2 separate regions of the Mus musculus genome follow, and region 2 is linked to region 1. The links are chromatin loops, found by intact Hi-C in ENCODE. Cell type or tissue: left cerebral cortex. All regions are shown on one strand. Links, peaks and the distances in the headings refer to the core of each region. The heading gives the core; the rest is flanking DNA.

Region 1 (12,728 bases), core at 2,552-10,551:
GGAAGACATGAACAAATAAATATCTCTTCTCTCCAGATAGAGTAGTAGTTATAAAACATAGAGATTCTACCCAAGTCTAGCTTGGTGAACCAAGGAGTTTAATGGAGTTACTTCTAGGAGCAGCTATTCAAAGACAGCTACACTATGAAGAAGCCCACCACAGTGTGTGGGTGATGCCTCAAGACAGCTACACCATTGGAACTCCCTAGACAGCTCACAGCAGATCCACAAGAGAGACTCTTCTTCTCAGAAAGTATTTACTTTTTACTTTTTTTTTTTTAATCAGCCCTGGAGGAGCTAGTAGAACTTGTAGCCACCCGTGAGTCTCCTGCCTTCCCTCCAGTGGAGAAATGTTTCAATTGGAAGGAAATTTCTACACAACACATGGGGTGGAACTGATATATGACTATGTCTATCATTGGAGCTATCTGGTTTACCCAGGGCATGTTTGCTTGGTTAATATGTTTCCTTGTCTTGGCCTAGAGGAGGAGGGAAGGTTTGGGAATCTAGCAGAGATAGTGAAATGAGGAGAATGGAGGGATGTTAAAGACACTGTCTTCTCTCTGATCACCTCCAGGTGCGTTTTCTGGAAGGGGAATGTTTTGAGTAGGGCCAGGAGGCAGAGGAGTCAAGATTATGGAAGATGTGATGTGTCCCCATGTTACTTTTCTATTGCTTATGCCCAAAATACTCAAGAAAATCAACTTAATGGAAGAAAACTTTGAGCTCATGGTCCTATTGCTTCTGGGATTGTGAGAAGACAAAGCTTCATGGGAAAGAACATGTGGTAGAATCAAGTTGTTCACCTGAAGGCAAACAGAAAGCAGAGAGCAAAGAGGAAGTGGCCACAGACAAGATACAGCTCCTGGATTGGCTGGTTTTATGTGCCAATTTAACATGAGCTAGAGCCATCAAAGAGGAAGGAGCCTCAGCTGAGGAAAGACTCCATGAGATATAGCTGAAGATACTTTCTCTGTTAGTGATCAATGGGAGAGGGCCCAGTCCATGGAAGGTAGTACCATTTCTGGGCTGGTCATCCTGGGTTTTGTAAGAAAACAAGGAGAACAAGTCAAGGATAGCAAGCCAATAAGCAACACCTCTTCATGGCTTGTACATCAGCTCCTGCCTCCAGGTTCCTGCCCTGTTTGAGTTCCTGTTCTGATTTCCTTCAATAGTAAATAGCAATATTGAAAAAAGTCAAAGAAGACCCTTTCTCCCCATCTTGCATTTTGGTTAGGGTGTTTCCTCACAGCAATTGAAACCCTAACTAAGGCATGCCTCCGAGGGCTTCATTTCAACCAGGTTTCACCTGCTTCAGTTTACACTGCTACAAGGTAGTTCATCAGATGGTAAGCCCATTGATGAGTATACTAGCCCTCTGGCGAAGTCAGAACCCTCAAGACCCAATCACTTCTCAATTGCCCCACATCTGAACACTGTGCATGAGGACAAGCCTTCAAGATACAAGTCTTTGGGGGGGGGGTTCTAGATCTAAACTATGATAGGTCCTAGGATGCAAGTTGACTCAGGGCCTGATGGGTGGGCAAGAATGGGGATGAAGGAGACTACTGTAAGAACTCAACCATGAAAGAGAAAGTGGCCTGACCCTAGATGGTGACAGTCAGTTGTGAAGGATGGCTAGATAGTTCTCCCCAGGGAGAGGAATGATCAAAGAGGAAGTTTACAAAGGCCATGATTGTGACTGTATTCATAGAGTCTGAAGCTCTGACCTGGCTATCTGTAAGTGACATACCATCACTGCTAGGAAAGGGTAGGTCATGGGTGAAGGACAGGGAGTCACATGGTTTCAGCAGATGGTGGACACAGCTCCCACTCCCATCCTCAGCTTGGTGGTGAACAATAAGGTAAATCACAGATGTGGAGATGAGCTGTCTAAAGTCCCCTGTTTCTCCCAGGAGTGGAGGCTGTGGAAGTTGGTGGATAAGGGTACAGGAAAGTTCTTCCTTGGTCTTGTACCCACCATTGCTTCACTGCACAGTCAGTGGTATTTTGGTACCTTTTGCATTTGTGGCTGCTCTGCTGTTGGAAGAGGGCAGCCTTGGGGCTTTGCATAATACCCAGGGATAGAGGCATCAGCGTGAATCTCAACAGACCCACATCATGGACTCAATTACTGTGACCCACGATTCCTCAAGCCACATGAGACCTTTCTGTGTTTGTTTTCTCTGTTCCCGTACTAACAGTCCTGTTCAGATGCAATCAGAGTCTGGCCTTGATACTGGTGACAGGTGGGCACCTGCAGCTGGAGTCTGTTGCTATAGCAACAAGTAGGGAAAACTGCCCCAGAGCGCTGATTTGTTTAGCCCCCAGGGCCAGTCCACTTTCCCATCATTAGCCACTGTCTGAGAATGTCTGGGTTCTTCCAAAGCAGGAACCTCAAATGGGCAGGAAATCAGAGGTGTTTAGCTGACTATATTGTCTTATTCCTTTCTATGTAATTACTCCCTACCACCAGCAACAACTAGGCAATTTCCTGGCTCCTGGTACATTAGTAACAGTCATCCAAAAGGTGGCCCCACATCTTGTAGCTATTGGAGTAGCTATGGGGAATAAGACCTGCTAGTGTGAGCCAGTTTCTGGGATCTCAAAATTTGTGGAGCTTCTCTGTGTGAACTAAAGGTGGCCATGGGGCGCCTTGCTTTTTTCCAGCTGCTATGATGAGTGTATTCCATACATCAGCAGCTTAAACAACAGCCAGCTGTTTTCTCCGTATTCTGGTGGTTGGAAAGTCCAGTGAAGATGCTGGCCCTTCGGGCTTCTCAGGACTCTCCCAGCTCACAGATAGCTACCTTCTCCTTGCACTCATGTGGTTGCTCCTCTAAATGCTTTTGGGGCAACATCAAGCTGCCTGGCCTTTTCTTTATAGATCTCTACCCACCCTCATCATCTCATCTAATTCTAGTTGTTTCCCACACTACCATATGGCAGGTTAAATCGTCACCGTATGAGTCCTTGAAGATAACAGATACTTAACTCCTAACACAGAGCTTACACAATTTAAAAGTGACTTATGAGGACCTACAAAGACATGATTCTTATTTCATTCATTCATTCATTCATTCACTCACTCATTCATTCATTCCATAGGTACTTCTCTCTCTCTCTTTTAAAACATTCCTGCCGTGTAGCCCCAATCAGGTTTGACCTCATAGCCTTCTGCATCAGCCTCCTAAATTCTGGGACTGCATATGTAATGCCATAATGCCTGACCATCGAATTCCACAGTATTTCTTTTTCTGTGAGTTCTGTCCTGGAACTCACTTTGTAGGCCAGGCTGAAATCCACCTGCCTCTGCCTCCCAAGGGCTGGGATTAAAGGTGTGAGCCACCACCACCCAGCATCTGTAGTTTTTGAAATTAAAATATAATCATATAAATTTCTCCTTCCTTTTCCTTCCTCCAACACTTTTTGGATACCACCCACTCAAATTCATAGTTTCTATTTTTTTAATTGTTGATGTGTGTATGTATGTGTGTGTGGTGTGTATGTGCATATGCATATTACCAAATGTATAACTAGAACCTTCTTTTCAGTCTATGTAATGTTACTTGTATGTATACAATCCAATCCAGGGCCTCTTCCCTGAGAAAAACTTGCTCTCCTGTTCTCAGCATGTCTTAGCTGCCTGTAGTTCTTGGTCTAGGGTTGAGATCCAATGACATGTCATCATGCTGTTGATGTCATCTGTGTTCAGGTCTTGTTTAGATGGTCCTGTTGATGAGACTTCCTGGGTGTGGCTTCTCTGACATCCCTAGGAGACAATCTCACAGCAAACTTCTGTCCCTCTGGCTCTTACAATTTTCCCATCCCCTTTCCTTTATGATCCCTGAATCTTAGGCACAGGACTTGAGTTGTAGCTGTATCAGATGGGGCTGGGAACTTTGATTGTTTATAGGATTTTTTTGTAATGTTCTCTATCACATAGTACTTTTTTGAGTGTCAGGCACCGTTTAATGTGCTAGGGGTAGGGCGGTGAGCAAAACAGACTTATATTTCTGCAACCTTGTGGTAGTAAGAGATGGAAAAAATAAAACCAGTGAGTGGTAGTACAATTATAGTGTGCAGAGCAGGAGGGGACACAGAGATGTTTCAGAAGTTAGGAGCACTGGTTTTTCTTCCAGAGGACCCTCATCCAATTCCCAGCAACCACAAGGTATCTCCCAACAGTATGTAAGTCCAATACCGGGAGAGCCAATGCCCTCTTCTGGCCTTGGTAAGCACTGAACATACGTAATGTACAGACATACACACAGGCAAACACTAATACACATAAAAATAAAAATAAAATAAAAATTTAAAAAAATGCACGGAGCAGAGGAGAGTGATGGAGTGAGGGATGACTCCTCTTGTGGGAGGTTGTAGATCAAGGCAGGCAAGACTGAGGGGGCATTTGTGGCTTGCCTGAGAGAAGCATCTTGCAGCCTCTCCAAGCACAGCAGCTACTGTTGATCCCTCACTACTGCTTTTGGATAAAGCTGTTCTCCTCTAGGTTGCTCCTTGAAGACATTCCTTGTTAGCTCCCCGAGGGGTTTTGCAGCAGTTCCTCAACCTCATAGCACTCACACTGTCTCCACACTGCCTTAGATCTCCCATGTGTTCTTTGGGGACAGCACAACCTCATGATCCCCACTGCAACCCTGGACACTGGCTTATTCCCACTGCCTTAAAAAAAAAAAAAACAATAAAACCCTGATAGACCTTTATTGCAGCATAGGCACAGAATGGTTTTGAAGAGATCCTCAACTCCCCCAACAACATCTGCTTCTCCAACAACTGGGACTGAGGCAGAACTGAAAAAAAAAAAGTATGCCTGTGTATTCAGTTTTACTTTATAGGTTAATGGTCACCACACTGACCTTTTCTGGGAGTGGGTCAGGACTTTAGTACTTGTGGCTTTGTCAGCTCCACATCTCATTGGTCACAACAACTGAGAAGGACAAGCGCTGTTGGTTCGAATGAAGGGACACAGACTCTCTTGATGAGGAAAGAGGAACCACAGATACAGTGTAAAGAAGATGGCTACAGGACACAGAATAATCATAGCTCCCTTTTCAGATCACTACCACGGTCAGACTGAAGCGAGGTGCCTAGCGACTTGACGACATCGAGCAAAGTTGTCCAGCCATTGAGTGAGGCTCCATGGGGGCACTTCCGTGTTTGGTCTGATCCAGTTCCTACTTTGACCACTCAGATGAGATCACACAATCTGTCCAAGGGCCAGGGGCTGTCTCTTTATCTTCCTGTCCTCTCTGCTGGCCCAGAACATAAGGTCTCAAGGGATTGTGAGACCGTTGCATTGCTTGAACTCTGTTTTTGGTTGGCAGAAAGCATGAGGAGGGACAGAAACAGGCTGTGTGGTTAGCCTGTTTTGCATACTCTCCCCCATATTATTATCTCCTCTCACTACCAGAGCTCGCCTTGGCACCAGAAACCTGCTTGCCACTGAATAAGGCAAGCCATTCGCTCAAGCAGAATGTGTCACTGCTGGAAGTTTCTCTCTCATCATTAACTAATTTGCTGTGCTTTGCCACGGCCCTTGTTATCTATAACCATGGTAACGATGCAGAGAGCTCTATGTGCATTTATTTTGGACTCCAAAAGCCCAAGGGGAGTGCTTCTCCCACTAGACTTCTGAGAGCTTGGGTGGGGCTGGACTTGGCTGTCCAGCCCTCTGGGGATGTTATTTTTCAAGTGTGACATGAGGGGGTTGGGAAATCAATGGCTGCTGAGAACTCCTCCAGCTGAGAGTTCCTCCCATCGCTAGCGTGCATTTAGGATCTAAGAGAGGAGAGTTCCCGAGCCTACTCAGGAGGCTGTGCTGTGAGTGGTTGTGAATCTGGGGACAACAGTGGTGCTTCGCTGCTGCCTCTGACAGTCCCTCATTCTGCTAATTTGATGTCCTCACTATATAATTATACTGTGAAATTCCCTGACTGAAGGAGACAATTTTTTTTTTAATATATCCTCCCCTGACTCCCACCACTCATTGCCCAGATTCGTGAATGGGGAAAGTGGGTGTTTGCAGCTTTTGGAGGAGAACAGCCATGTTATGCAACCTGCCCTTCTCTGTATTTCTGCAGCACCACCTCCAAGTTGGGCCCCAGAGAGGAGGAGTAAGGCTGCTCTGCGCCAACAGATGCAGATTCAGGACCGCTTTGGGTCTCAGTTACTTTATCTGGAAAATAGGGAGAAATTACTTCCCTGTGGAAACACCAAAAGAGCACGTGGTACCTTCTGACTGCCAGAGAGTGGGACAGAAAGTGGGCAGGTGACTTCACTTCCTTGAGCCTCAGTTGTACCTTTGGGAAATGGGACCAATCATAGTGCCCCTGCCAGGCAAACTGTGAGGGGATTAAATGGCATGCTGCCCATTCCCAGATGTTCCTGCTGAGTTGTTGTTACTCTATCAGTATGACTCATACGTGTCAGGGAAGGGACAGGGTCTGCTGACCTGGGTGTGTCTTCCAACAGGCAGTGGCTCGACTGTCAGGCTGCTCAGATGTGGCTAGAACTGTCAGCTTGATTCAAGAGTACCTCTGGGAGCTTCCCAGAGGCAGGTGCTAATGCCACACTGATGAGCACCCATCCCCTGATGGGCTCTCAGCTTTTCCTGCTTTGTGCTCTCCTGTTTGCCCAGGTCAGCAGCTACACTGAGTCACAGTGGCTCCCTACAATCCTGGCTACCCCTGGACCTGGCCATGAGCTGTCAGTCAGTTTAGTAGACCCCTTGGTCAATATGGTATTCTCTCATTACATTGGTATTTTAGACTGTTCTCTTTGTTTCCTTGCCTTATTTGGTATATGTTACTCTATCTGTTTGTTTAGTTTTGCTTGTTGGAGACAAAGTATCACACTTTACCCCAGGATGGCCTTGAGGGTCTTCTGCCCCAGCATCTCAGATTATAGGCATGTGCCACCATGCCTGGTTTATTCTTTCTTGCATAAAGAAGACACCCAAATAGTTATTACAATGCCTTTGACCATAGTTACCCATTGAGCATGCCAACATGGGTCTACTTAATCACAGAGAGAGGTCTAGGAGGGACCTGGAAACTAATAGTTGTTATTTCCAGCGAAAGACATTAGCGAGATGAGTGGAGAATTGCCTTTTTACAGAATGAACTAAGTGGTCAGAATTAACAAAATTAGCTTCATTTTGATTTGAGTGAGTGATGTTTTGTGCATTTTATATTTCAAAATACTTTTAAAAAGCAAATAGATCTTTAGATCTGTGTATTACTTGGAGGACCTGTGGACTACAGGAAATTAAAACAAGACCATTGGCGACAGGAGGATGAAAGATATTAAAAGTGGCACAGCAGAACACAGGTGACAAGAGGGGAAAGCAAGGGGGACTAATAAGGACGGAGATTTAGTGGGTGAGGGTTGGAAGGCTGGAGCAAAGAAGGGGGTAGGGAGGGATAATTAACACTAAGGAATTTTTTAGAAGTTACATGGACCTACAATTTTATAACACACACACACACACACACACACACACACACACACACACACACACACACACATTATGCTCCTCACAGGAGCCATAGGTTCCAAATAAAAAGCCCAGTACCAGATGTGGCTTATCCCCTCCCCCTGTTACTCAGAGGTGTCCCAGAGCCTCTGCCCCAAGCAATATAGGCTATTGCCATTGCTCTTGATCACCCATCAGAACTTGATGAGGAGACCTGATTGCTAAAGACAACACACATTGATCACAGGAAATACAGAAATCAAGTTGATGTTGACCAGGCAGCCTCCTTCCTACTGGTCATCTCTCATAGTATCAGAAGGTGTTTTGTAGGCTGTTGCTGGAAAAAGCTCCTTAAGAGTCTTACCCAGCTGTGACACTTGTAAACTCCAATGGTGATTGATAGGGAAGGTTTGCCCATAGGTGTAATATTGGCATGAATGTTTTAGGAACAACTAGTCAGTTTTTTATTAGATTTCAGTCCTATTCCACAAGAAGAAATGTATAAGTGGGACTGTAAATCTAGTCAAGAATCCATGGTTGTGAGCTCACAGCCCTCAAGTTTGAACTTGTTATCCTACTAAATGGACACAATATCAAACTATTCTTTAAATTTGTATCCTTCCACCTATGGATTAGTGTGGCCCCTCAACCTCATCAGAGAAATTTCTTTGTGCAGCAGATATTGGTTAATAGAGAAACTCACAGCTGTTCAAAGTATAGACTATATATGAGTCTTTGGGGAACTCAGCCAAATATGTGCAGTTTACACCAGACTCCCAACAGAGGCTCAAGGATAGGCTCAGAAGTAATGCTGGGAAGATTGTAAGGACCAGAGAGCTAAGAAGACTGGAGCAAAATAGTATCTTCTCGACATGACAAGACCAATGGACACATAAACTAACTCAAAGCACAAGGCCAGTCTAGTCAACACTGAAGCCTGGAGTGAGGCGCCTCCATATCTGAGGAGCTATTGACGGTTGATGGCATCTGGGGAAGGGAGAATCAGTTTCTTCTAAAGTGTGTGGCGACTGGCTAGGTCAGCCGCATTCTAGAGGATAGCCCCATCACCATAAGAACAGGAGTAGTACAGCTTATCTTGGAGGAGTTAAGGGGAGGGAAGGGGATACATATGATAACATATTGTATGAAATTATCAAAGAATCAGTAAGATTAACCCAATATTCGGGACTGTTTCAGTTCAGATCTGAGTTTGAGCCCCCTAGCATTTAAGAAGTTCATTACAGTCATATCCATGTGCTTGTAATCCCAGTGTCACAGGGAAGCAGAAACAGGAGGATTGCCTGGGCTTGCTGGCCTCCTGGGCTTGCTGGCCTCCTGGGCTTGCTGGCCTCCTGGTGTAGTGATAGGTTCTTTTTCAAGGAGTAAGGCAGAGAGGGAGAGAGCAGGAGACTCAGTGTCCTCTGGCCTCTGCTTCTGTGTATGGGCATGTGTGCCCACAGCACACACTCATATATAATACACGCACACGCACACACACACACACACACACACACACACACCAATAATGAAGTAAATAGCATGGATTATTTTGGAATTGGAGATACAGTTTCAAACTTTGTAAAGGTTGCTCTTTAATCCCACTTGTGGGAACTCCATGTCCTAACCTGGATCATGTTTAAAGTGAGTTTATCAGCTCTGGACACTTGTGCTTAGTGATTAGTCTGTATTTCCACACGCCCTCTGAGGGTCATTGCTCCTCTGTGTTCTTTGCATATCATAGATGGGACTGTATATCTCCTCTCATGACACTTCCTGTACATGTGATCTCATCCATGTACATTCATCAGTGCTGTGCAATAACTTCCTTTGGTTGTCCTCCATGCAAGGAAGATAGGTTGATGCTATGACTCTGTATTGACCTGTCTTGTGCAAGCCAGGCTCAGTACAGACTCCCATGGAGCCTCAGACATGGCCATAATATCTTTGGGGAAAGATACTCTGTGATGGAGAAGCCCAGGCTTGTCAACCCCAAACCACTCCAGAGAATATATAATTACCAGAAAAGGCTCTGCTTCTTGCCTGGAAACAGTATCTCACTTTGAACCCGAGGGATATCTAGCCAATATCAATCCATTCCAGGGGCCCTGGAGACCAGAGGGCCCTCACCTCTTCCCATCAGGGTCTCTAGAGTTCCCTTGAGTCAGTACTTGTCCTTTTAAATGGAGTCAAGTGAGTGTGAACCTAGGTTGTGTCACTGATAAATGGTCTGAGTTGAAGTAAGTCACTGCTTTGGCTTAGAGAAGCATTCTCCAAAGGCCCTTGTGTCAAAGGCTTGGCCTTCAGCTTCTGGTGGAAGCTTTAAGAGGTGGGGCTTGGTAGAACCCTTGTAGACATTGAGAACAGGATCTTGAAGAGTTCAAAGGATTTCAGCCATTCTCTCCTTTGCTCCTGTAAAGAGAACAAATTGTCTCTGCCATACACTTCTTACTGTGAGGTGAAATTTTACCACCAGAAGCCTAAAAACCACAGGGTCCAACCAAACACAAACTGCCTCCCCTCTCCCAGGTTGTTGAAGAGGCCTGTGTGTTCTTACTGGCTGTATTTCCAGGTCCTGTAGAACTTGCTAGTTGCTAAGGTTTTTCCTAGTATCACCTTGGCCTCAGATCCTAGACCTCAGTCCACATGGACCCATTCAAAGGCCTGATACACTTTGGGTTGCCTTTGAGTCTATCTTCCAGGAAAACATTGTCTCTGAGCTTATTTACTATGATCTGGGGTACCCCATCTTCTTTGGCCATCATCGTGGGCTCCTAAACTGGGCATCTCCTCTGCTTTGAGGCAGAGACAGTGTATTCTCTTGACACTCTATAGGGCTGGTAGTTGGCTTACCTCTCTTGGGATTGCCATGGGGGTAGATCCCCTCTGCTCCCACGGTCCCCTCTGAGTTTTGGCTCTGCAGTGCCATGGGCCTTCTGAAAGTTTCCTCTAAGTCATACCCCGACTCTTTACCCACAGGACTACACTGGGTGGAGCAGGCGATCCTGAAGCTTCTAGCTTCTCCCCGGCAGCACTCCTTGGGACTAGTGTTGTCCCTGACCCTAAGGTCGATCACTTGCTCAGAATTTGGGAGGCACCTGCCAGGCCGAGCTCTGATCTCAGGGATAAGCGTCCACCTTAATGCCTAGGTAACATCCATTCACTCTGGCCACATCAAGAATTGTCAGTGGACCCAGAATGTGTCTCTCCAGGGATCTGAAGCAGTGTAGGGGTGCCACTGAACCAAGATAGGAACAGGAGGCTTAGAACCTGTACCTATCCTGACTTGAAACTGGAAGATAGCGTTTACCCCTGAGAGTATACTGAGACCAATGAGAAATGTCGAATGTTTCCTTTACTTCTTGGAGCCAAGGCAGGGCAGGATGGCCTAGTCCAAGAAGCAGCATGGAGGGAAAAACCCAGTAGCAGCAGTAGCAGCATTAGCTGCTGCCAGACTGGAGCAAGGCTATGGATCTCACTACTTTGGACTCTCCCAAATCCCAGATCTGGAATGTTCCCAAATAGCCACAGGGTCTAGCTTCATTTAGTTCACCACAGATAGTGCCCTGGACCTTCAATCTAACTAAGTAGCTCCAGGGCCTGCCAGGCCGTGGGCTGTTTCCCGTGATGCAAGGTTGGGCTGGATGCTGGCAGGTCAATTGTATTGAAACATACCTTTGTGGGAGTCAGCTGCCCCTTTTCAGAACTACAGACTGGCCCCGGGGCCAGCAATAGGCATGGAAAAAAAAGAACTGTAATGAGCTGGGTAATACTGGAAATTAATAGTGGTAATTAATTCTCAAAGCATTCAGAGACCACAGCAACAGACAGAAGGCAAAAAGCATTTCTGTTTCCAGGCTGAGCTCCAAATGGCTCCATCTCTTTTGAAATAACTCTCGGTAGCTTGTTCAAGTCTTGGTAGGGAAACACCAGTGTCGGATGGAGCAGGTCTGGCTTCTGAAGCTGCTCCCTCCTGCTTCTTGGCTGTGCAGCTCCAGTCATTCCTCTGACGTGAAATACAAAGGAGAGGATCCAATTCACACATCTTCCTGAGAGTCAGTGTGGTGACATGTGTGAAGAGGGGACAGTTCAGCCTTGGACTGTCACTGTCTGGGTTGAGGTCATCAACCACCCTGAGCCTTAACCTCTTTGCCTGTAAACCAGGAATGACAGTAATAGCATCCATAGCATCATCTTCGTCTTCGACATCATTGTCATCCTGATTTAAGTGGTAAAGCGATAATCACATACAGCACCTAGGTCATTGTCGTAGCATTTGCTATGCAACCTACAAGCACCTCACCATAAGCTGGCTGAAAGCTCTAGGCTCTGTACCCAGTATTACCGACACTGGTAGCATTCATTGAAAACTCATCATATGTCAAAGGCAGCTACCTGTGTGTGCTTCCTTATATATGTTTCCATCATCCTTATTTTACCTCCGATTAGATTTGGTTTAGATTCTGGTGACAGGGACAGGATGCAGGGTGTGTCTAGAATGCCCAGATCCTATGATTTGAGCCTCGGTACTGAATTTAAAAGGAATATGGAAACAACCATTGTGGGAGTGGGGACGCTGGTCTAGTTAAGTCCGGTCACTCAGCTCGATGGCATTTCAGCATATTCTGACTTAAAAAAATGGAGGTTGACTGGCAACCTCCAGGGTGAGGACTTTAAAACACTTCCCAGTTTTGGGGTTGGGGAGGTGATGGTGTGTGCTGGGTGAGCACTAGGACCTGAGTCTTATCTCCCAGCACTCAGTGGAGTGCTATTCCAGGTGGGCTATACCCTCATGGAATCTTAGCACTGAGGTGCTAGAGACAGCAAGATCCCTGGAGCTTTCCGGCTAGCCAGCTAGACAAACAGACAAGTCCCAGGTTCAGTGAGAGAAACAGAAAATAGGAAATGGACATGACCAGATGTCTCAGGTGAGGGTACAAAATCTCAGGTTGATACTCATTCCATACAGAAAGCTCCAGGCAACAGACAGGACCTATGATACAACCTAAACATACCAACTGCACTGTCTCCTAAGCCTGCAGACCTTTTGGATGATGGCCAATAGGGGAGTTGGAGGCTGCTACTGGGTTTCTGTGAATAAAAGCTGAAGAGAAGTAGAGGCTAGCAAAGATCCCGCCATGCATAGGGTAGGCCCCCATAACACAGAATGAGTTGGGTCACAGTGTTGGGAGTGCCAGAATGGAGAAACCTGTCCTGTGTGTGCAAGTGGGAAGTA
Region 2 (12,728 bases), core at 2,722-10,721, 85 kb after region 1:
TTTGTTATTCTGAAATCAGGGCTATTAGCTTTTCATCTCTATGGCAATCTTAATAATTCATTAAGAAGAAAAGTTTATTTTAGGTTACAGTTTTCTACCTTTCAGACCACGATCAGTGGCCCCACTGCTTTGGGCCTGTGGTAGCGCAAGGCATCATAGCAGAAACACATGAAAGTTCAAAACCATTCACTTTCTGATGGGGAGCAAAAAATGAGACAGAGAAAGAGGCTAGGGACTCACTATCGCATTTGACAGAATGCCACAGGGAACCCAAGGACCTCATACAAACTTCCTTGCATCACCTCCCAGTAGCATATCCTAGGGACCAAGCCTGAATCAACACAGCAGCCTCAGGGAGACATTCACGATTCAAACTCCAGCAAGCTCTGAGTACTAACATCCATCTTTCCCTTTATTTACTAACTTGCAGTAGAGTAAGTCAATACCCTTCTCATGTTTTTGTTGCCTTTTCCGTCTACTTCCTTTGAAGTAGAAAAAGTTACACAAGTCTTTCAAAGGGCTTTGTTTCTTTCCCTGAAACATTTGACAATGAATTGCTGGCAGGATTTCTACAGCACACAAGAACCATAGAGTACAGCCACTGACTGATATCTGTGCTTGACAGTCACCATTGTGACTGTCCTACACCATCCCCAGAATTCAAATGTGCTCCTCTTCCCAATTCACACCAGGTTTCATGGGCTGCTGAGTGTGGGCTCTTTAGGCATCTCTATGTTAAGATATGCAAAGAGATGCTCAGTGCTAACACTGTGTTGAAAGTCATAGTTGTGTAATGGACCTGTTAAGTAGTTTGTTTCAGGTTGTTCTCAGTCTGGGACAGGGGAAATTTTATTTGCTTTATATTTTCAGTTATATGAGACCATTTTAGGGTTTCAAACTCAAAACTAAAATACAAGATAAGAAAAGCTTCAAGAATTCAGAGAAAGCTAGCTTCCTCCCAAATGTCCCCACTTCTGGCTGTTTCCTTTCTCTACTGTTGTGTTAATTTTTGCTTTTAGAGACCATGGTACACATATGCTTCTGATGTACACATATGCTCCTTTACAAAAACCTGGAGATGGCATGTGGTAACTTACAAAGGATAGGACATTATTTGGGCTCATAATTCCAGAGATTTGAAGTCAAGGGACCATATATAGTGATGAACATCTTGTTGACAGAACACCAAGACAGTGGTGAGAGGAGGGTATGTGTGTGTGTTTGTGTGTGTATGTGAGTATGTGTGTAGTTTTAGAGGTTGATTCTGCTAGTTGGCCTCACTTGTTTTTACAGGAATGTGGACTGTCACACATGGTTGTACCACAGCTCATTCCACCCTGTTGATAGAAACATGTTTCGGTTTTTAATTTTGTTATTTCAGTGATGCAATGGACAGCCTATGCATTTGCATACCTTGTGCTAATGTGTCTTTGTTGTTGTTCTAGTTGTTGTTGTTGTTTTAATTGTTAGACATGGATTTGCTGAGTGGAAGAGTGATGACAAATGCAGTTTGACTGGATATTGCAACATTCTTGTCCACAGCATCTTGCCATTCTATACCCCTATCAGAGGGCTGTGAGGGTTGTTTCCCACAGACTTCCCATGAGTACATAGTAAGTATATAATAGGTCTAGAAAATTATCTCAGTATTTTAATCCGTTCTCTTTTCTTATGTGCCCTCTTGTTTGTTCATCCACCCATCCATCCATCCATCCATCCATCCATCCATCTATCCACCCACCTGTCCATCCATCTACTTAGCAGATGATCTGCTAGGGTGTTCTTAGTGAGGAGCAGCTAGTGTTTTTTGTAAGATGACTTGCACAGTGCATGGACTCTTCCTTATCTTACAGGACAATCATCACAGGCTAACCCTGTTGTACTTGCTGGGGAAGGTACAGAGGAGCTAATGTTTTGTTTAACAATCTGGTCACTGGACTATTCCAGGAAGGCCATGAGGTTCTCTTTGGAGAAGGTTTGCTTTGTTCTCTAAATTGCAGTTTGAACAATTTCTGGAGCCTGATGGCTTGTGACCATTAGCATCTTACCAGTACTCTCTGGTCAGGCTTAGTCCTAATGCTTGTCTTATTTTGACCTCCAAAAGCTTCTAGATCCTGAGAGTCCCAGCCCCCAGCTGGCTTTGGTTGGTAATAAACAGGATATAAAGCTATTTTCTTCTAGTTTCAATTGTCACAATTTTTATGATGTATTAAATAAATGAAAATGTAAATTTACCAACAGTGTAAAACTTTAAGTATAACTGACTTAGAATGACTTTTCTAGCTGGGGGGAGGGGAAGTCACAGAAATGTTTAGAGCTTGAGATTAGGTAACCATGGTTTTGTTTATTTGTTTTTTTGTTTTGTTTTGTTTTTAGTGGCACTTTAATGGAGTAATTTTTTTAAAGATTGGATTTTATCTTTATTTGTGTATGTGTGTACTGGTGAGGGTAGAGAATATATGTGTATTTGAGAGGCCAGGAAAAGAGATGTCAAATGCTCTGGAACTGGAGTTACAGGGTTGTAACACATTAGACACTGGTATGAGAAACCAGAACTACTTTATTTATTGGTAGCATGTATGTATGGTGTATGTGTGTGTGTGTGTGTGTGTGTGTGTGTGTGTGTGTGTGTGTACATGCAAGCATCTTTTCCAGTACATCTGCAGAAGTCAGAGGACATGTTGAGTTGGTTATCTCCTGCCCTTCTGCCTTTACATGGGACCCAGGGATCAAACTTATATAGTCAGGTTTGTCAGCAGGTCTTTTTACTTGTGGAATCATTTGTCTACTCATGAAATGGAGTTTTTAAATCCTAAAAATATCTACTGAGTATAGAACTATATAAAAGATGTTCTTTACTATAGTATGAGTGGGAAAAGAAATTGCTACCTCTCCCTTTCTGGCTACAGTGTTGTTGCTCTTCCAATAGTCTTATAATTGCTCAAAGACTGTAACTTATATTATATATACTATATTACATACATACATAATATTATGTAATATATATGATATAATATAATATGTAAAATATGGTATATTGTGATATGTGAAATAATAATAATATATATTAGAGTCTCTCATCAACAAACAATTTTAAATGAATAGTTCATGATCATTTGTTAAAGAAAAATGTAAACAACATCCCCCCAAATTTCCAGGAGTGGCTCATTAATTATGATGGAATGATAGGATCACGAAAGCAAACTGAGGAAGCCATGGGGAGTGAATTGGTAAGCATATTCCTTTATGGCTTCTGTTTTAGTTCCTGCCTTAAATCTCTGCCCTGACTTTTCATACAATTGTAAGCTGTAAGATGAAACAAATCTTTCCTTCCCTACGTTGCTTTCGTTCATGGTGTTTATTACAACAACCGAAAACAAACCAGGACAGAAAGGTATTTCAGAATAACAGTCTTACCTGGGTGGTCATGCCCTTCAAAGGTATAAAAGCACAGATCTTTCTACTACTGCCTTGGTCAAGTCACAATGTCAACTACTTCAACTTCCCTATACTGTTCAAGAGAACATTGGTAGTGTTTTTTCAACCAATAAAGATCTGTTTCAATGTTAACTGGAGGCCTGGTCTTTGAGACTTTTCTCTCTACAAAGTTCTCCTTGGTCCCACAGCTCTCCCACGCACCTTGTGTGGCCTTGCTTACATGGCCGCATCCAACTTCTTTACAGTGACAAATGCAAACTCTCTGGAGTAGCTGGTCTTTGGATGTTTCCTTACTGTATGGTGGGTGTATGTTTCCTCTGCTCAGAATGACACCTAAGACTCTCCAGGGTTGCTGCAGCTCTGCTGCCCATTGAAGAGTTTTCAAAGGGGTTCTAGCTCCTTAGGAGAGACTGACTTAGGCATGGTACCAGTCAGACAAAAGACTTTGATGATATTCTCCAACAGAAGAGAGACTTCAGCAATGCTGTGGTAGTTTGAATGAGATGTCCCTATACTCTTAGGCATTTCAATGTTTGGTCCCCAGCTCTTGGCTCTGTTTGAGTAGCTTTAGGAAGTATAGCCTTGCTGGAGGAAGTATGTCACTGAAGGTAGGCTTTGAGGTCTCATAGCCATGTGCTCTTCTTAATTTTTTCTCTGCTTCCTGTTTGTGGTTTAAGTGAGACCACAGTTCTCAGCTTCCAGCTCCACTCTCCATGTATGTCTGTTACCATGCTTTCCTGACATGATGGTGATAGAACTCTAACCCTCTGGAACTGTAAGCCCCAAATCAGTCCTTCCTTCTGAAAGTTGCCTTGGTTGCGATGGTTTATTGTAGTGATAGGAAATGTGGCTGAGACAGATGCTTTATGACCATGTCCATGGTCATAAAGTTTGTTTATTTGTTTAAAGTACAGGGTCTTAGAGTGGAGACTAGGCTAGTTTTGAACTCATGACAATCCTCCTCTCTCAGCTTTGAGTGCTGGGATTGCAGACATGTGCCGTTATGTTATGCCTGTTTGCCTTAGTTCTTTAGTCACTGTGTAGAAATCAGTGCTACTTGACTCATCCACACATAACAAGCTGGGCCAGGACAAACCTGCCCTGCTGCAAGCACCATCAGCTCATGAATATGGCACAGACTAAGTAATTGAATCAAAATGCAGGATCCACCCTTTATGCCTGCAGAGAGAGAGAGAGAAAGAGAGAGAGAGAGAGAGAGAGAGAGAGAGAGAGAGAGAGAGAGAGAGAGAGAGAGAGAGAGAGAGAGATTAAGATGTAAGGGTCAGGATAAAGGGTCTCTGAAGAACCTTGATATGGCAGGCTCTATCCTACCAATAGTACCCGCAGGGGAGTGGTACTTGAAGGAAGTAACAGAGGGGCTCCCAGGTATTGATCTTCATGGTAGCTTTATCACTGATCCCCATTCACAGTGTTCCTTAGGGACTGAAAGCAAGGGGCTGCATCTCCATAGCGCTCAGTGCTTGGCTCCCAGTTCCTGGAAATTTGCATATGCTAAACCTCCTTTGGGGGAATCAAGGTTTTAAACAAGATTATTTTTAAAAGAAACACAAGGCTCTTACAGGACCCAAAAGCACAAGCTCACAGCTTCTAACTAGGCTAGCTAAGCAAGGATGCTCCACGGAGGGAGCTGCAAGTGTGGGCTCTATTTTAGGCTTTTAAGAAGAACACGGGTGATCATGATTTCTGCTGGGTGGAGCAGCTATTTAAAGGACATTTATTTTTGTTGAAATATTCGCTGAGTATTTTTATAAAGTACTTTAAATCTGAAAAGGCTAAATTGCTTCTGTAGGAGCTTTGAGAATGGGGTGGGAAGGAAGAGGGCAGCCATAATATTGTTGCTTTTATGTGGTGGTGACACCTTGGATTCAGTCTCTCTAGTACAAAGAGAGAATGAAATAAAGCAGAGGCGGTGGCATAAATATCACTGGAGACAGCTCGCTGCCTCTGCAGGTTTTCCCAGAGCTGTCATTTTTCCTGATGGACAGGATAATAGAGAAAATGTTTCAAGTGGCTATGCTTCTGAGAACTGTAACTTCATTCAGATCTTGGGATTCTGTTTTTTTAGGGAGTCCCCAGCCACCACCTGGTATGGCCACTTACATTCCTATTTCTGGGAGAGCTGACCTCAGTATTTCGGGCATTATGGAAGGCATGTGGCACAACTAAGATCTAGAGTCTGTAGCCAAACCGTACTTGTCTCTTTGAAAAAGACACCTATGGTAGGCTCTAGTCCATTCAGTTGTGCAATTTCTGAGGGTGGGACATAGATCTGGGGGCTTAAATTAAACTCTCCACATGAGTCTAATGGACAGTCTGCATTAGAACTCCTCTACAACTCAAGCTTTGATATGAGGAAGATTGACTTGAAGTGTTTGCCATATGGATCTAGCACAAGATTGGTGCAGGGACTGAGAATCTGCATTGTTCTCAGGTTTCTATGTGTTATTGCTGCTGCAGCTGCTGGCATTCCACATTGAGGTCCCAGATGTAGATCACTTCATACTGGACCAGTTGCAGTAGCAGAAGTCCACTCCTGTCATGGCGGTTCTCCTTCTTTCTCTGTGATCTCATTATGCATGAATCCTAAAGTCCCGCCTCTGCCTCCCTGCCCAGCCATTGGCCACTGGCAACTTTATTTACCAAACAAAGCCAACTGGGGGCAGGGACCCTTAGCTTCTTACCAGCAGACTTGTAGGTTCCTGTGTAATTTTGGGAGCTGAATTAACACAAGTAGCTTAGAACCAATCCATAATAGGTCATAATTTTACAAAAGGCGTTCTCAACGTACTTTCCTGGTAACTATGTGTTTGGAATTGAGAACAGAAATCTGCATGTGTGCAGGGATTTCCAAATCTACATTGTGATGTCTAAAGTTGATGTTATAGTCTTTGCAATGAGCAGGGTCATAGAGAGTGAGAGTGGCTGACTCTGAGGACTTTGAGCCCTATGTCTGGAACGTCAAAGTTCTTTCTAGAGAGAACTAGTGGGGAGTCTGGACAGGAGTCACTCTTGTCCCAAAGGCCAGATGACTGGGGTTTATAGTTAGTTACTTTACCCCCTGGGAAGAAATTTTAGATAGCCCCCTTTCCAGATTTATTGATAATTGGTTGTATAGTGGGCTTCCAGGTTTCTGATGGTACATTTTCCATTTCTCTCCCCAGTGGCATCAGCAGCATCCACACATCATTCAACATACACGTTTGGCATAGCAGCTCCTAGTGCTAAGCCTTTGGGGGAGTTCTGTTCGTAATGAATGAAAGATGTGACTTGCTTCCAAGAATCTCGGTAGAAAGAATCACAAATACAGAGTAATTTCAGGTTCTATCCACCCTAATCTGGTCTGTCAAAACCATAATTAAATTGGTTTCTTGCTGGCAGAATCATACTGTCAGCTCTCAATATTTATGGATGCTCAGAATATACATTTATAAGTCCTCTTGGGACACTACCTTACAGAACGTTATTTACATAGGATAGTGCCAAAGATTCTGAATAGTTCAGAAACCTATGCTTTATGAAACTCATGCTACCACCCTCAAAATATTATGTCTCTGGGCGATTCATTTTAATTCCTGACTGAGTGAGCAGGAGAAAGGTATTCCAGGCAGTCTTTGCAAATATTTCCATTCTTTTAGCACAGATATGAAGAGCTAAAAGGAATGTAGGAATAGTCAGAGGCTATTGCTTGTTCTCATAGGGTTCTCAATCAAATACACAAAGAGCAACCTTGTACAAAAATGAATTTAAAAAATGGATCAAAGATCCTAATTTGAATCCCAGTGCACTGAAAACTTCAGAGGAAAACATAGGGAATGCACTTCAAGATGTTAGGGTAGGCAAAGACTTTTAAAAATATCAATCAACAGCAAAAGAGTATCAACAGATATCAATCAACAGCAAAAGAGTATCAACAGATATCAAGCATCAGCAGTAGCAACAGATGGGGCTATATGTAAATAAAATGTTTCCAAACAGAAAGGAAGCAATCAGCAGAGTTCACCGGCAGTCCACGGAATAGGCAGTCCACGGAATAGGCAGTCCACGGAATAGGCAGTCCACAGAATAGGCAGTCCACAGAAGGGGGGAAAATCATTACAAGCTACATTTTCAGACAAGGGGTTAATATCAAGCAATTACAAAGAATTACAGAAGCTAAATACCAAAGAAATGAAACTTAGAATCAACTGGGCAAATGAACTGAATAGACACTAAGAGAGAAAGAAAGGAAGAAAGAAAGAAAGAAAGAAAGAAAGGAAGGAAGGAAGGAAGGAAGGAAGGAAGGAAGGAAGACAAATGTCCAAAAACTACTTAGAAAGTTTTTAGTATGCTTACTTTAGAGAACTGTAGGTTAAAACTACTTTGAAATATGATTTCACCCCAGTTTAATTTGACAAGTGTTGAAGATGATGGAGAGAAAGAGAGAGAATGTTTATGGGGATGCAAGTTAATATAGCCATTGTAAAAATAAGTTTAGAGATTTCTCAAAAATTAAAAATAGAACTATCATATGACTCTGGTATTTTACATCTTATTATAGAGGTAGTTGTACCCGATGTTATTGCTGTATTGTTTATTCACTATAGAAAGGAATTGGAATCAACCTAGTTGTCCATCAATAGATAAATGAATAATTAAAATCACATGCGCGTGCGCGCGCGCACACACACACACACACACACACGCACGCGCGTGCACACACACACATATTACTCAGTTCTAAAGGTAAGTGAAGTTAAAATTTTACAGAGAAATAGGGGAGCTCAGATGTATATTAAGAGAAGTCACACCATCTCAGAAAGAACAAGGCACACGTTCTCACTTGTGTGTGGAATCTAGCCATATATATATATGGCTAGATTATATATATATACTGTACTTATATATACTGTACTTTTTTGGGTACAGTATACAGCGAACAAAAGGGAACAAGGAAAGCTAAATATGAGGCACTACAGAAGAACTGAATGCAGGCATACGTTTTTCTAGTTCTAATTCTGTCATAGATTTTGTTTTGTTTTGTTTTGGTGTGGATAAATGCATAAATATAGCACAAGCTTCACAGATCCCATTTTGGAGTGTCAATTGTAATTGCTTGTAAGTTCATTATATTGCACGGTCTTTGGAGCTGGTTAATTTTTGTGTATGATGTTCTTTATTTATTTAACAAGCTCTTTTTTTCTATAACAAAGTAAAAAAAGAACAATCCAATTAAAATTATGGCATAGAACTAAATGAAGTGTTCTCAAAGGATAAAATACTAATAATTGAGAAATATGTTTACAATGTCCAACACCATTAGCCATCAGGGAAATGATAATTAAAACAACTTTAAGATTTTATCTTATTTCATGCAGAATAATGAAGGTTATTAACACAGATGATTATTAATGGTGGAGTGGCACCGGGGAAAAGCAACACATATTCTCTGTTGGAGTGCAAAGTGATATAGCCACTAAGGAATTCAGCATGGAGGATCATCAAAATTCAAAAAGTAGATGTAACCCATGACCCAGCTGTAGCATTCTTGTGAAGATACTCAAAGGACTCGGTAGCCTACTATAGATCATATGCCTGTTCATTCAGGCTCATTACTGCTATCATCACTGATGAATGGATAATGAAACTGTGGTGCATTATCACAATGGAAAATAATTCAGCCATTAAGAAAAATGAAATTATGAAATGCACAGGTAAAGGGGATAGAGCTAGAAATAATCACCCTGAGTGAGGTAACCCAGACTCAGACAAAATCATACATTTTCTCTTATTTGTAGATGTTAACTTTGAATATATATTCGTACATTCAAATATGCATTTGGATATATATACATATATACATATGTACATATACATATACAAACAGATATACATACACACATATATTTATATATACATATATATGAATGCCATTTGAAATACACATGAAGGTCAGAAAGTTAGTAAGGGGTCAACACAGGAATTCATGAGAAGGGAGATAGAATGCAGCAGTATATAATAGTAAAAAGGAATAGTGGGACAGGAAGGGTTACAAGGGATGTGGGTGGAATGGCTGAATGAAGAAGGGAATAAGGGGAGGATGAACTAACACTAAAGACCTTTTGAAAAAGTCATATGGGAGACATATGTATTAACCATAGACATATTCTAATATACATATCCATATATATCCCAACACATACCCACACCCACACCCACACCACACACAGACACACACACACCCCACACACACTGCTCTTAGTTACTCTCTAGAACTTGACTCTAAGACACAATTATAAAGACACCATAGGACATGGAGTTATAGGACATGGAGAAATTACACTGATACTAACTGGGAAGCTTCATCCCTGCTGGACAACTTTCACAGTACTGAAAGGTGCTGCGTGGGTTACCAGAGGAAAAAAGTAGTCATTAACATCCCTGTTTTCTACTTTATAGCTTGTTCCATTTTTTTTTTCCTCAACAATAAGAATCTTCTTACAACCCTATAGAGTAGTCTCCTGGTGATTGCAAAAATACTAGTTGATTAAAATAGTTATCTTGGGGGAGGGAGTGGAGGGGTTGATCATTGGTTAAGAGCACTTCTTTCTCCTCAAGAGGACCTGAGTTCAGCTTCTAGCCCCCACATCAGTTAGTTCATAAACACCTACAACTCCAGCTCCAGAGGGTTCAGCACCATTTTCTGGCCTTTGTGGATATCCCACAGACATGGTACACATTCACACATATATATTAGTGAAAAAATAAGTCTTAAGTTTTTTTTTTTATTATGGGTCTGGAGAGATGACTTAAGAGTTAAGAGCACTTGCTCTTCTTTCAGCAGTCTCAGCACCCACATGATGTCCTACAACTGTCTGTAACTCTAGTTCCAGGGGATCCAATGCCCTCTTCTGGCCTCCATAGGCATTGGCCACACATATGATACACAGACATAACATGTAGTCCATATACATATAATAAAAAAATCAAAGGTAGAAATTTCATTATGTTTTTTGAGAACTTTATACAATGTGTTTTGATCATATTTACACTTCCTTTGTGCCTCCCCTTTCCAAACATCATGTGTTCTTTCAAGCATCTGCTTCTAGCAAAACATCACGTGCCCTTTTTCCAGTCTGCCTCCAGAAAAATCCACACTTTCTCCCTACCTACCCAAATTTGTGTTCTTTCTTTCCTATCATTTCATTTTTGTAATCATTTCCTGAAGTGGAAATTTCTGGTTTCTTTGGAGACTAAGTTGTGTCACATGATTTTTTTTTCCTTCTGGAAACTGTCTTATGAGAGGATGTTTTTGCTGAAGAAGGCACATGGGAGACTGTTTTGCTAAGAACAGACATGTGATATTTTTTTCTGGAGGCAGACTGGAAAAAGGGCACGTGATGTTTTGCTAGAAGCAGATGCTTGAGAGAACACATGATGCTTGGAAAGGATATAAATATAGCTCAAGAGGCAGTGGATGGTGCTAGATGGTATTGGTACACCTTGTCATTCTTTGCTGGTCACCTTTGGGCTTTACTGATGCTGGCCTTTGCTGATGATGCTGGGTGGTACTGGTATGCCTTACCATTCTTGTTGGTTATCATTTGTTGTGACTTCATAGAGAGAAATGTACCAAAAAACTTCTGGCGGTGTTTCAGCAGCTTCTTGCCACTTCCCTGAGCTCTGGCTGGTTGGCAGAGCCTTGCTATTTCTTCTGGATTAACCAACATTGCTGATTAATGAATGGTACTTTCGAGTCCTACTGTTGCTGATTCTTGAATGGTGTTTGTGAGTAGATCCAGCTGCCTCTGCTGATTCATATGAACTGAACTGCCGATATACTGACAACACAGATTGGATTTGCACCAAAGAAATATTTCTAAACAAGTCCACATCCTCCTTTACTCTATTAATCTTTCCTTTTCACTCTCTCTGGTGGGTGGTGGGCTGGAAGAGATGTTAAAACATTTAAGAACCTTAATTTTTTAAATTTTATTTTATTATTTTTTATTAGATATTTTCTTTATATACATTTCACATTTCAAATGCTATCCTGAAAGTTCCCAATACTCTCCCTCCGCCCTGCTCCCCTACCCACCCACTCCCACTTTTTGGCCCTGGCATTCCCCTGTACTGGGGCATATAAAGTTTGTAATACCAAGGGGCCTCTCTTCCTAGTGATGGCCAACTAGGCCATCTTCTGCTACATTTGCAGCTAGAGACACGAGCTCTGGGGGTACTGGTTAGTTCATACTGTTCTTCCACCTATAGGGCTGCAGACCCCTTCAGCTCCTTGGGTGCTTTCTCTAGCTTCTCTATTGGGGGCCCTGTGTTCCATCTTATAGATGACTGTGAGCATCCACTTCTGTATTTTCCAGGCACTGGCATAGCCTCACTCAAGACAGCTATGTCAGGGTCCCTTCAGCAAAATCTTGCTGGCATATGCAATAGTGTCTGGGTTTGGTGGCTGATTATGGGATGGATGCATGGGTGGGGTAGTTAAGAACCTTTATTAAAAGTACGTTTTGAAAAACCTAAGCCCATAGTTTCCTGAGGGATTACTCTCTTCCTCAGAAAATTCTTGCTTTTACCTGTATCCTGAAGTGTTTTGTCTGTTTTCCTTTAAGAGTTTCAAACCTATATCAAAGTCTTCAATTGCTTTTCATAGAGTAAGAAACAGGAAGCTAGATCACTTATCTACATGAGGGCATCTTTCCTTCCTAGTATTGTCTGTTGAAGAAACCATTTTTCTCTAATGTATATTATTGGCATATTTGTCAAAAAAAAAATCAGGTGTGTATGGCTGTGAGGTTTGTTTCTGTGTTCTCTATACCATTCCATTGATCTACATGTCTATTTTTCTGTCAATCCTATGATGTTTTCCTTGCTATTGTTTTATGGTATAACTTGAAATCAGGTATGGTGACCTCTCTAGCATTGTTCTCTTTGGATTGCTTTGGTTGTGGCTTTTGGGCTTCCACATGATCTTGAGAGATTTTATGGTTCTGTGAAGAACCATTGGAATTTTGATGGTGCTTACAATGAATCTGCACATGACTTTGGCAATATACCCATTTTTATGACATTAATTCTGTCAATCATGAGCATGGGAGGTCTTTCCAACTCTGTATGTATAGTCAAGATTTTAGTCTTTTAAGAAGCTTTGATTTTTTTTTTTGGTTGTTATTTCATAGAGAGAAATGAAAAAGCTTTGTGAAATAATGGTTTTCCAATTTCTTTTTCAGCAAGTTTGTTATTGGCATGCAGAAAAGATTATGGTATATTTAAATGTT

What was found. A loop is a pair of places that touch in the nucleus more often than their neighbours do. Peaks named below come from ENCODE experiments on the same cell type or tissue, not always from the same donor. Only the 100,000 strongest peaks of a DNase experiment are listed, where the experiment ranks them.
Region 2: a loop joins it to region 1, with 6 times the contacts of the local background. A loop is called at or near these places in 2 of 42 quality-filtered maps.

Annotation. Positions count from the first base shown.
Region 1 is chr9:89,835,324-89,848,051 of GRCm38, reverse strand. The region is part of intron 3 of 4930524O08Rik (RIKEN cDNA 4930524O08 gene); the gene reads right to left. Among named protein-coding and RNA genes, the nearest start is that of 4930524O08Rik, 15 kb to the right of the region's middle. In left cerebral cortex, for the core only: no CTCF peak of the experiment used is centred there; DNase peaks (open chromatin) are centred at 2,890 and 5,993; H3K27ac peaks cover 1,026 bases.
Region 2 is chr9:89,750,134-89,762,861 of GRCm38, reverse strand. No RefSeq gene overlaps it. Among named protein-coding and RNA genes, the nearest start is that of Ankrd34c, 18 kb to the right of the region's middle. In left cerebral cortex, for the core only: no CTCF peak of the experiment used is centred there; DNase peaks (open chromatin) are centred at 4,540, 5,117, 5,986 and 9,746; H3K27ac peaks cover 1,932 bases.